2 separate regions of the Mus musculus genome follow, and region 2 is linked to region 1. A link is a contact called in ENCODE Hi-C or POLR2A ChIA-PET data. All regions are on one chromosome and are shown on one strand. The core of a region is the stretch at or near the end of the contact, and the rest is flanking DNA. Distances in the headings are between cores, read along the strand shown. Region 1 holds the start of Sik1 (salt inducible kinase 1). Region 2 has its middle 4.6 kb from the start of Gm41566.

Region 1 (4,923 bases), core at 1,446-3,945:
TAAGAGCCTACCTAACCCGGTGGGCAAGTGGAAGGCAGGAAGAGGGTGCTAAGACAGCATAGACTGGCGTCCACAAACAGACAGGAGCATAGGAGTCTACCCTTCCCAGCCCCCTCTCTCAAGCACTGGCCCCGGAGGAAACCTGTCTTCGAGTACAACTTAGAGATGAAGATTGAAATAATGGACAACCCCTGAGTGCACAGCCCTAGGCTCTGTGCTTAAGAGATTCCGAGGGAGCCGTCACCACAGGCCAAACACAAACTCCGGAGACTTGTCTGCCTTTGTTCTGAGAAGGACTGGCCAGGGTAATTTTAAATTACAGTTCTTTCCCCTCCTGAACCATAAACACAGCTTTTCCAACTGTCCCTTGGAGTCACCTCAGGCTCATGAGGATCCTGAGAGTCACTGACAGGACTTACACACCAACACAAGCAGATACAACAATAACAACACCACGAGGGCTGGCTCCTCTATACATTGAGCTATTTCACGGCAGCAGAAGTGGCCAGTTATCACAAGGCAGATTGAGGAAGACCGTCAGGAAACAAAAGACAGAAACGGGTGCGGCATGTCCTCAGCCCAGCTTAAATGGCAAGTTCATAGGGCTGAAGTATCTCCCTTGCTTCCCCCAGCACTCCGGGCTACACTCGGGAGACGAGGGCTACTGCACCCCAAGACACTTTAAGGAGACCTGGGAAAGAACAGCTGCTTTTTAAACGTTTAGCAATCCTCTGCAAAGGCGGAAGTTTCCAGTTTCGCTCAAGTTTGTCCTTCACTCAAGCCTGACCGTACATACATATGGCTATCCTCACAGTGACAGGACTTCAACAACGGACTTCAACATGTGCAAAACTGGAACACATTACAATACTAGATAAAATTGGAACGAGGCAAAAATCAAGTAGAACCCAGAGCAAGAGACTAACAGTCAATAAAGCTGCAGAGCCCAGTGAAGGTCAACCTAGTTACTTTGTACTCTGTGTTCAGTTCCCACACAGCCTTAGAAACGCTGACTACCTTCAGGGACCCAAGAAGGCTCAGGGTGTGACATGTGGAAGGATGGATGTGCTCACGGTGCGGCGAGGGTCCTTCGGCTCACCTGATAAAGCTTGATGATATTTGGGTGGTTCAAAAGTTTCATGAGCTGGACCTCCCGGTAGATCTTCTCCAGATTGCTAGAATCTAACCGTGTCTTGTCAATTATTTTTATTGCAACCTACAGATTTTAAAAAGAAAAAAAGGGGGGGAAAAACTTCAAGTAACCTCATTACTTCATTTGTACTTTTTTTTTGGACAAATGAATTTCTCAAACATTTGATGTCTTCAAGAGGTCACAAGAAGTTGGGGGAAAAAATTAAAAGAAGCCACTAACATTTTTTAAAGGGATAGAAGTTAAATTAAAGCCTCTGTATTTTTCAGCTAGCTTTATTACAAGGAGCTGCTCACTTCTGTTGTGTTCCCCCCTCTCTATTTCTCTCTCTCTCTCCCTCTCTCTCTCTCTCTCTCTCTCTCTCTCTCTCTCTCTCTCTCTCTCTCTCTCTCTCTCTCTCGGAAGGGGGCGGTTGCTGGTCATTATTATCTTTGCTCTTCCCTAGTAATTGTACAAATTATGTAGAAGCATAATACAAAGCTTTTTTCCCCCTTTACCAGACTAAACAATGTCATCGTTTACAATTGTGACAATCAACTCCACAGGACTGAATCAGCACAGGGGGCCACCCCCTGGCTGGATCCACCCCCTGGTTTAGTCCCCCCCCCACACACACACACAACACGCGCGCGCACCTGCGTTTTGGTGACTCGGTGCCGCGCCAGCTTAACCACTGCAAAATTGCCTTTGCCCAGGGTCCGTTCCACGTCGTAAAAGCCCACCCGGAGGGGCTTCTGCTGGCCCTGGCCAGTGCCTGAGGGGACCGCACTGAACTCCGACATGATCACCATGGCTTCGGGCCGCACCTGCGGGTCAGCGAGGAGTGCGCTCAGCACCGACCGACTCCGGCTCGGTCCCGATCCCATTCCCCGCCAAACCCGGCCACTGAAACTGTGTCCGCCAGGCCACCACGCGTGCGTCCTCAACCCTCTGTTCCTCCAGCCCCAGGCTCCTAGTGTGGCCCCGACCCAGGTTCGCAGCTCACACCCCCACTCGCTCATTCCTTGATACAGTATCTCCTCGGCTAAAGTCCCCACGCACACACTCCTCTATCCCGAACCCCCAGCCTGCGCCCCCACGCGCGCGCCCCCTCGATCCCAGGTTCCCTCAGTGCGAGCCCCCACGCACGCGCCCCCCGACCTCCGGTCCCGGCCGGGCGCGCGCGCCAGCAGTCCACCCGCAGTCGACCCCAAGCCAGCTCCTGGACACCCTACGGTCCCGGGTTTTCACCGCGCTCCCGTCCACCAGTGCCAACGCTCGGCTCCTCAGGACAGGCTCCACAACCGGGCGCTCGCAGACCCGCCTCCGGGCGCCGACCCGCAACAATAGGGAGCCCGCCGGGCTGGAGTCCTGCCCGCGACCCCAGGCGCGCACCTGCGGGTTTCGGAGACCCGAACCCGCGCCATTGCTCACCTCCGCCGCCCTCCGTGAGCCCGACCCGGGATGCCACCCGCTCGGCTGCTAGCTCTGCTCCGGTGCCCGCCGTTCGCGCCGCCGCCGCCAACGCTGCCGCCACCGCCCGGGCCTCGCCGCATGTCAGCGCCCCGCCGCCGCCGGCCGCACGCGGCAACGCCCCGCCCCGCCCCGGCCCCGCCCCGCACAAGCCCCGCCTCGCCCCGCCCCCCGCGGCAGGCACAGCCCATTGACGTCGTTTTGACGCCAGAGCGACGCGCGGCCCGGTGCCTGCCGAGGGGGAGCGGAGATCGGGCGGTTGCCAAGAGACTGGAGGCTCTGACGCGCGCGCTGGTGAGGCCGTCGCCATGGCGACCGCGGGCGGTGACGTCAGGGGCCCGGCTCAGCAACCGCCCGAGACTGCTGGCGCCCCCTGCCGGGCATGGGCGACACTGCTGTAGCCCACCCCCCCACCCCACCCCCGCCCCCGACTAGGAGACCGAGCCTGCTTTAGGACCACTTCCAGGGGCTTCATGGTGGGTACGGTGCCCTTTGGGTGCTCAGTGCTCGCTTCGGACTCAGCAGGGTGGAATAGAGCTGCGGGATTTTCGGCGTGGGACTCTGGGGCTGATGGCCCTAGACTGATCAGTCTGCTATGCTGGGCACTCGATGTGCCGCCAGCAGTGGCTGCCCCTTGACCCTCACTTCATCCCTGAGAGGGCCGGCCAGCTGCAAGAATGCCTGGCTCTAGGAAAGTGTTGGTTAGTTGAACGCCACTTACTTTTGTTATAGAAAGAGAGAGGGGGGGGGGGAGGAGAGAGGAGAGAGAGAAAACCTCTAAATATTCAGCAAGTTGGAAAGTTAAAGCAGGAAAACGCGACTCATTTTCCCAAAGCCTCCTGCTTCAAGGGCCGCCTGGTCCAGCAGTGGTGTCCTGGGACAGCTGAATAGGACGCGTGCTTTAGACACGGGCTGCAAAAGGACCCAGCCACTACTCAGGGCTGATAGGTGGGGCCCTTGGAGGACTGGGCACTTTGCCCATTTTCTTGCTGTCTGCCAATTGGCCCACCCTGTCTGTCCCCAAGCTGCTTCCAGACAACAGATAGGACACAGGGCGGCTGGGACCTTGGAACTGACCCTGAGAGTGCCTGCCGGAAGCAGGGCCCATTAAAGGGGAGACGGAGTGTGGAGAGAGTGGAAATGGCATGTGTGTGACTCCTTCTGTTTGTGTTCCCTCACACCTCATCAGAAAGTAAGATGTGTTCTTAAGGGCAGACGAGAAAGGGGACAGACGATTCTCCAAAGGCTAGGAAGGTGGCGGTTTGGAGCTAAACTTCTGTGTCTCTCTTCCTCGTGGCTTCCTGTGTGAGAGAAAAACTAGCACCGGGTGGATTGATTAATCACAATTGATTCAGAATTCATCAGAATTCATTCCTCAACGGAGGAAGACTTCCTGGGTAGAGGCGGGTGGTAGGCTGGCCTGAGATAGGGCTCGCAGGGGCCAGCCATGTACTACTGCTACTGTACATTACTCCCACAAGGATCGTACCAGTTGCAGCCCTGCCTTTCCCGGTCCGTGTGTTTTGAAGGACATTCAAGGACAGTAGCCATCTCAGGGCCCCTTAGTCTTCCAACATGCTCCCCCTGGTTTGTCCCAGGTTCATAAATCAAGGTTTGGGGCAGTTATTTAGTCTCTCCTATCTGAACAGCTTACTGCTGTTCCCCTCACCCCTGGGCGTCCTAACATCTCTCCCTGTTCCCAGGAGAGCTGCACAGAGGGTAGGAAACCCCTTGTTCTTACCTCATGGGCCCCCATCCTTTCCCAGCCTGTCCACCCACTGGCCTCGGTCTAGCCAGAGCCTTCCCAAAAGGTCTGAGGTGTTCTTCGCAAGCATGTCATCAGTGTGAGGTTCCAAAGGACAAATGGCTGAGGTGCCTATTAACCTGTCAGGGCTGACACTTGCGTTAGTATGTCTCAGCATCTAAAGTGCCTGGCTCCTCTCAGCCGCCTTATTCTTATGTAAGCTAACCATTTTGGCCATGGACTGACTCTCTTGGTTCTTCTTTGGTCTCTTTCTCTCTCTTCCCCTGCCCCCTCTCGGTCTTTGTCATCTTGGTCTTCTTTGTCTCCCTCTCTCTTCTTTATCCTCTTGCTCCCCATTTGTCTCTCTCCTCTCATGGTCCAGTCTATTGTTCTGACCATGTTCCATCTGGACCCTTCCAGAGGCCTCTGGTGGTTCTCTCCCTCATGACTACAATAAAAACAAAAACAAAAAAATTCCCCTCAACCATACCTCAGTCATGTCCTCAAGGCAACACAAAAAGCTTGGGGCCCAGACCTAGTGGAGGATGCTGTCCGGAGGCAAACCCGGATCCAGGCA
Region 2 (4,923 bases), core at 861-3,360, 37 kb after region 1:
AGGGAGGGGGGTGGAAGCTGAAGATTTCTGAAGTTTTGAAACACTGAATTATTGATGGCTATGTTCCTGGGGGGCTGAACCGATGCCTCCACCTCCCTAGCCTCCAGGTTTTTTTTCCCCACAACTCAAGGCATGTCGGTGTAGCAGAGCAGTCCCGCCAGCCTGCCTGGGAAATGGCTGTTAAACTCACAGACCCTTTGGGGTTCCCAAGAGCCCCAGTACCACCATGCCCTTCCCCAAGTCCATGCCAGCAGCAGCTCTGCCTTCAGGTATCAGGTGAGTGCTTTGCTGCCAGAAGGCCCTTGGTCAGCCTTTGTCCACCACAGAAACCTTGTCAGGCATTTAGTGATTCTACTGTGGGGGTCAGTACCCTAGCCCAACACAAGCATGTCCTCCTCCCCCCCCCCCCCCGTGTCCAGGAAACAACAGCCCAAGCCAAATAACCACACCCTGGTGAGGGGGGCGAGGGGGCGAGGGGGCGAGGGGGCATAACTCTATCTGTTGTGACCCCTACTACCACCTGCACCATGGAACTCTTCTGGAGAGTTCACTTTTCAACCACATGGCAGCAAGGTGATGGAGCTTGCCCTCCCAGCACCTGGGAAACCTCTATCCCACCACAAACACATGGACTCTGTGTGTGTGTGTGTGTGTGTGTGTGTGTGTGTGTGTGTGTGTGCGCGCGCGCGCGCACCCATATGTGTGCACGGATGTATATGTGCACCTAAGACACATCCTTACTCACATTTGAAACACTCCTAACAACACACTCAGTTGGCACATGTGCATTGCACACATTTGTGAGCTCACTAACACAACACAGCCTAGATAGAGGAACTGAGAGCCTGGAGGAGCTGAGGGCTGGAGCCTTGCTCCCTTTCCTTGCCTATCTAAACAGCTTTCTGAGGCAGTCTCCTTTGTCTCCTTGCAGTCTCAGGAGTCACAGTGGCCCAGCCTTGGGCTCTCAGATGGAGTCAAGGAAGCCAAAGAGAAAACAAGACTGGCTGTATACACTCCCGCTCTAGAGAATAAAACTCCAGAGAAGCAGAGATGCTGACACACCCCGAATGTCTTTAGGATTCCGCACACTGTCATTTGAAAAGAGCCAGGCAGGCTGTACACTATGAGATTGTAACCACAGGCCATCTGGAAAAGGCAGATCAGGCAGACAGTAAACTGTCAGTGGTTGTCTGGGATGCAGGGCAGGGGTGGGTGGTGAGGAGACATGAGTGGAGAGAGGAAGAAAGCTGAGCCAGGAGGAGCGGGGACTCTGCAGACACTGTCACCTGGGACACTCACAGCTCTACATTTCTCTAAATGCCTAGAATATCCAACTCATCCATGTGCCTGTGTCCCCTTCCAATACAAGACAGCATCATAGGGAGTCCCCATGGGGAGGGAGCTGGAGGGGTCATGTGAGTCTTTTTTGTACTTTTGTCAATTTTTCTGTAAAACTAAAACTGCTCTAAGAAAATATAGTCTTTCATTTTCCAATGAAACAAAAAGAAAATAGGAAGAGTGGGGGGGGAGGGGGGGGAGAAGGAGAGGGAGAAGGAGAGTGAGGAGGAGAGAGAAGAGGAGAGGAAGGAAGAGAAGAAAGAGGAGGAGGAGAAGGAGGAGGAGGAAGGAAGAGGAGATGGAGGAGGGAGGAGGAGAGGGAGGAAGAGAGGGAGGAGGGGGAAGAGAGAGGAGGAGAGGGAAGAGGAGAGGAAGGAAGAGAAGAAAGAGGAGGAGGAGAAGGAGGAGGAGAAAGGAAGAGGAGATGGAGGAGGGAGGAGGAGAGGGAGGAGGAGGGGGGGTTAGAAGAGGAGACTCAACATCAGGCCAAGGACAAGGACTTTTTCCCCTTTAAACAGCTCTGTGGGGTGTGGGCAGCTTTCGGAGTCCTGTCCTGTGTGCCCTGCAGATGTGGGACGCTTTCTCTCATCAGAGTCTGGATTAACAACAGCGCTCTGGGCTCTCAGGACGACCCTGAAACCTGACCATCTCTTGGCCTTATCCGGAGGCACCCCTGGGGCCTCCTCGCCTCCCTGACTCCAGGCTGTGCCTGGGGCAGCCTGCCAGCTGGGGCCTGTCTCCAGCTGCCTTGACAGATCACCACTTAGCCTGGAGGTGCCAGAACATGATTCACTAGCGCGCTGATGACTAAGGCTCCCCGGCCAGCCCTCCCATCATGCTGTGGCGCTGGCATTCTTAGTGGATGCCACCACAGGGGACTGCCAGCTGGCTAAGGCCAGGAGATCTATGGTTGAGGTGAGGCATCCACTACATCTGCCCACCAGAGCTCCTGCCCTAGGTGGCAAAGGCTGTGACCTGTCCATGGTGGTGACACTATGTCCTGCAGACATGTCGGGAGTCAGAGGTGCCTACAGCGTGAGTGAACAGTGATGAGCTGCTCCCCTTGATAACTGGGGTAACGGCCTCCATTGCACGCTCAAGCCTCGTCTTTCTTAGTAACTCATTTTTCTAGACAGACAGACAGACAGAAACACAAACACAACATGCACACATCCCTAAATCCATTTCTCTCATAATTCATTTCACTGGCTTCTCTCAGACAGCATTGAAAAGAATGGACTTTATAGGAAACAAGCAGTCAGGTCCCCCATGAGCCAAGTCAGTGGGGAGCTGGTGCTTTTCTAAGTATCGAGAGGAAGAAACTCAGGGGCATCTCAGGACATCGGCCACACTTCCTCCTGGACCACTGGAGGGAAGGATGCCACAGGCATGCTCCTCCCCAGCAAGGTTTATGGTCCTCTTGGACTCAGTGAAATGAACCTGCTTGTTGTCCCTTGTAGACAGGCCTGGCCTGTTGCTGGTGAAGGGCCAGCTGAGAACCCACCGAGGCCCTGCCCTCAGGTTATGCTTTGATGTCCTCCCAACCAGCCATTTGAAAATTTCTTAGTGACAGGGGACACAGGAGTGGCATGTAACCCTAGAAGCCACCCTACCCCCACCCTGGTAAAAACTAGCCTCTGTGACTTCTTCTGTTGCTCTCCAGCAGCAGGGACACCTCTTGCAGTAGGCAGAACGGAATCCTATGTCGGCCATTAAAATACAAAGAAACAAAACCTAAGTTTCAGTTAAGACTAGGCACTTGATATGCCAGGGTTGATCAATATCCAAGGGAGGCCTACCCTTTTCCAGAGAGGGAGGAGGAGTGCATTGTTGGGAGCAGGAGAGAGACTGGGGGGGGGGGACTGGGCGGAGGGGGGAAACTAGAGACAGAATGTAAAAAAACAAAAAAGAAAGAAAGAAAGGAAGGAAGGAAGGAAGGAAGGAAGGAAGAAAGAAAGAAAGAAAGAAAGAAAGAAAGAAAGAAAGAAAGAAAGAAAGAAAGAAAGAAAAGGAAGGAAGAGAGAAGGAAGAAAGGAAGGAAGGAAGGAAGGAAGGAAGGAAGGAAGGAAGGAACATATATATGAGAGATAGCAAACACCTATAACTCTAGCTCCAAGGGATGCCCTCTTTTGGCAGACACACACACACACACAACTTTAAAACAAGTAAACAGTCAGCCAAGTGTGGTAGTGCAGACCTTCAATCCAAGCCCTTGGAAGGCAGAGATAGGGGGATCTTTGTGAGTTTAAGGCCAACGTGGTCTACAGAGTGAGCTCCATGATAGCCAGAGCTACACGGAGAGACCCTGTCTCAGAAAAACTAAACCAACCAACCAAACAAAGCAAATAAGCAATCAGTAAAACATGGAACCAGGTGATTGTCCCCAAGGGCAACTACACTGGCCTGCAGGAGGACAATGACAACATCTACAGCAGTGATCCTGGACCCTCACAAGGAGCCACCCATTTAAATCAACCAAAGATGATTTGCTCCTAATGGAAAACCACACCATCTGTGAGGGAATCATCCCTACCATCATCTCTATCACCATGACATGATCACTATCACCCACCATAGCTAGCACTACAATCACCATCAGCATCATTATTCCCATTCCCACCACCACCATCATCATCCCCATCACTACCATCATCACCATCGTCACCACCATTACATCACCATCATTACATCACCATCATTATATCATCATCATTACATCATCATCATCACCATCACTGTTCTCATCATTAGTATCATGGCCATACTGGAATAAAATTAAGCTTCTGGATTAATCCAACTTGGGGACAGAGGAACACATTGGACAACAGGACAGGAGTGCAGTCAGTGTCCTGAGTGTGGGAGACTCTGAAGGACAATGGCCAGGTTTCTTCCATGGGGGCAGGGTTAAGAGTTCTGAGGTGAGTAAGGCTCTCAGAGTCAAGTCCGTGGACTTTGTAGGCCAGCAATGCAACTTAAAAAGGGCAGCAGACAATTTGGAAACTTCAACAGTCACTGTCGGATCATATCGAAGAATTCGTTAATATATTAGGTGAGATAAGGGCACTGCGATTGGGTATCCTAAACCAGCCTTTATTCCATAGAGCATTTTCCTGATGAGATGGGGTCAAAGGTTGCTCTTAAAGAGCTCAGGGAGAATTTGGGGATAGGGACAGGCAGTATGGACCCACTGAGACGGACTGTGATGTTGCTCTCTGTTCCCTGGGTCTAAAAACCATATCATGAAAGGTTTCAGAGGTGTGGCCAGAATGTATGCTATGAGGAATGCAGATCAACCCTGCTGCAGTGTGAGTGGAGCTGAGGGTCAGCCGAGAGGCCGGACACATATGCCTGAGGGATGTGTTGGCGTGGGAGGGAAACCGTTTTACAGTGTTTCCATTCTAACCTCGGCCTTTTTAGAATGTGAACGGTGCCTTCATTTCCTTTGCCTCACAGCCCGTGTGATATTTTGGTGCGTTTGTTCATGTGTGGTTCATTAAAAATAAGTGCATGCACACATATTAGGATCATGGTCTCCACACCACGTAGCTGGAGGATGGGACGAAGGCTAAGACACTGGCTCGGTCT

The links. A loop is a pair of places that touch in the nucleus more often than their neighbours do. ChIA-PET counts read pairs that join two places held with the same protein, here RNA polymerase II (POLR2A).
Region 2: a map of gastrocnemius shows a loop between it and region 1 (2.3-fold over the local background). The contact joins the enhancer-like site here to the promoter of Sik1 in region 1. A Hi-C loop is called at or near these places in 8 of 37 maps with a recorded cell type or tissue (gastrocnemius, heart and left cerebral cortex). POLR2A ChIA-PET finds 5 or more read pairs at or near these places in 2 of 5 experiments (Patski and embryonic stem cell).

What each region holds. Positions count from the first base shown.
Region 1 is chr17:31,853,109-31,858,031 of GRCm38, forward strand. It overlaps Sik1 (salt inducible kinase 1), which reads right to left and starts at 2,696. Exons shown (of 14, transcript NM_010831.3): 1 at 2,564-2,696; 2 at 1,786-1,956; 3 at 1,100-1,216. The coding sequence starts at 1,941.
Region 2 is chr17:31,890,891-31,895,813 of GRCm38, forward strand. No RefSeq gene overlaps it. Among named protein-coding and RNA genes, the nearest start is that of Gm41566, 4.6 kb to the right of the region's middle. Within about 2 kb of position 2,111, at least 2 of the 3 ENCODE cell types and tissues checked have a DNase peak (open chromatin) inside an H3K27ac peak, as active enhancers do; they include gastrocnemius and heart, where a contact is called at or near this core.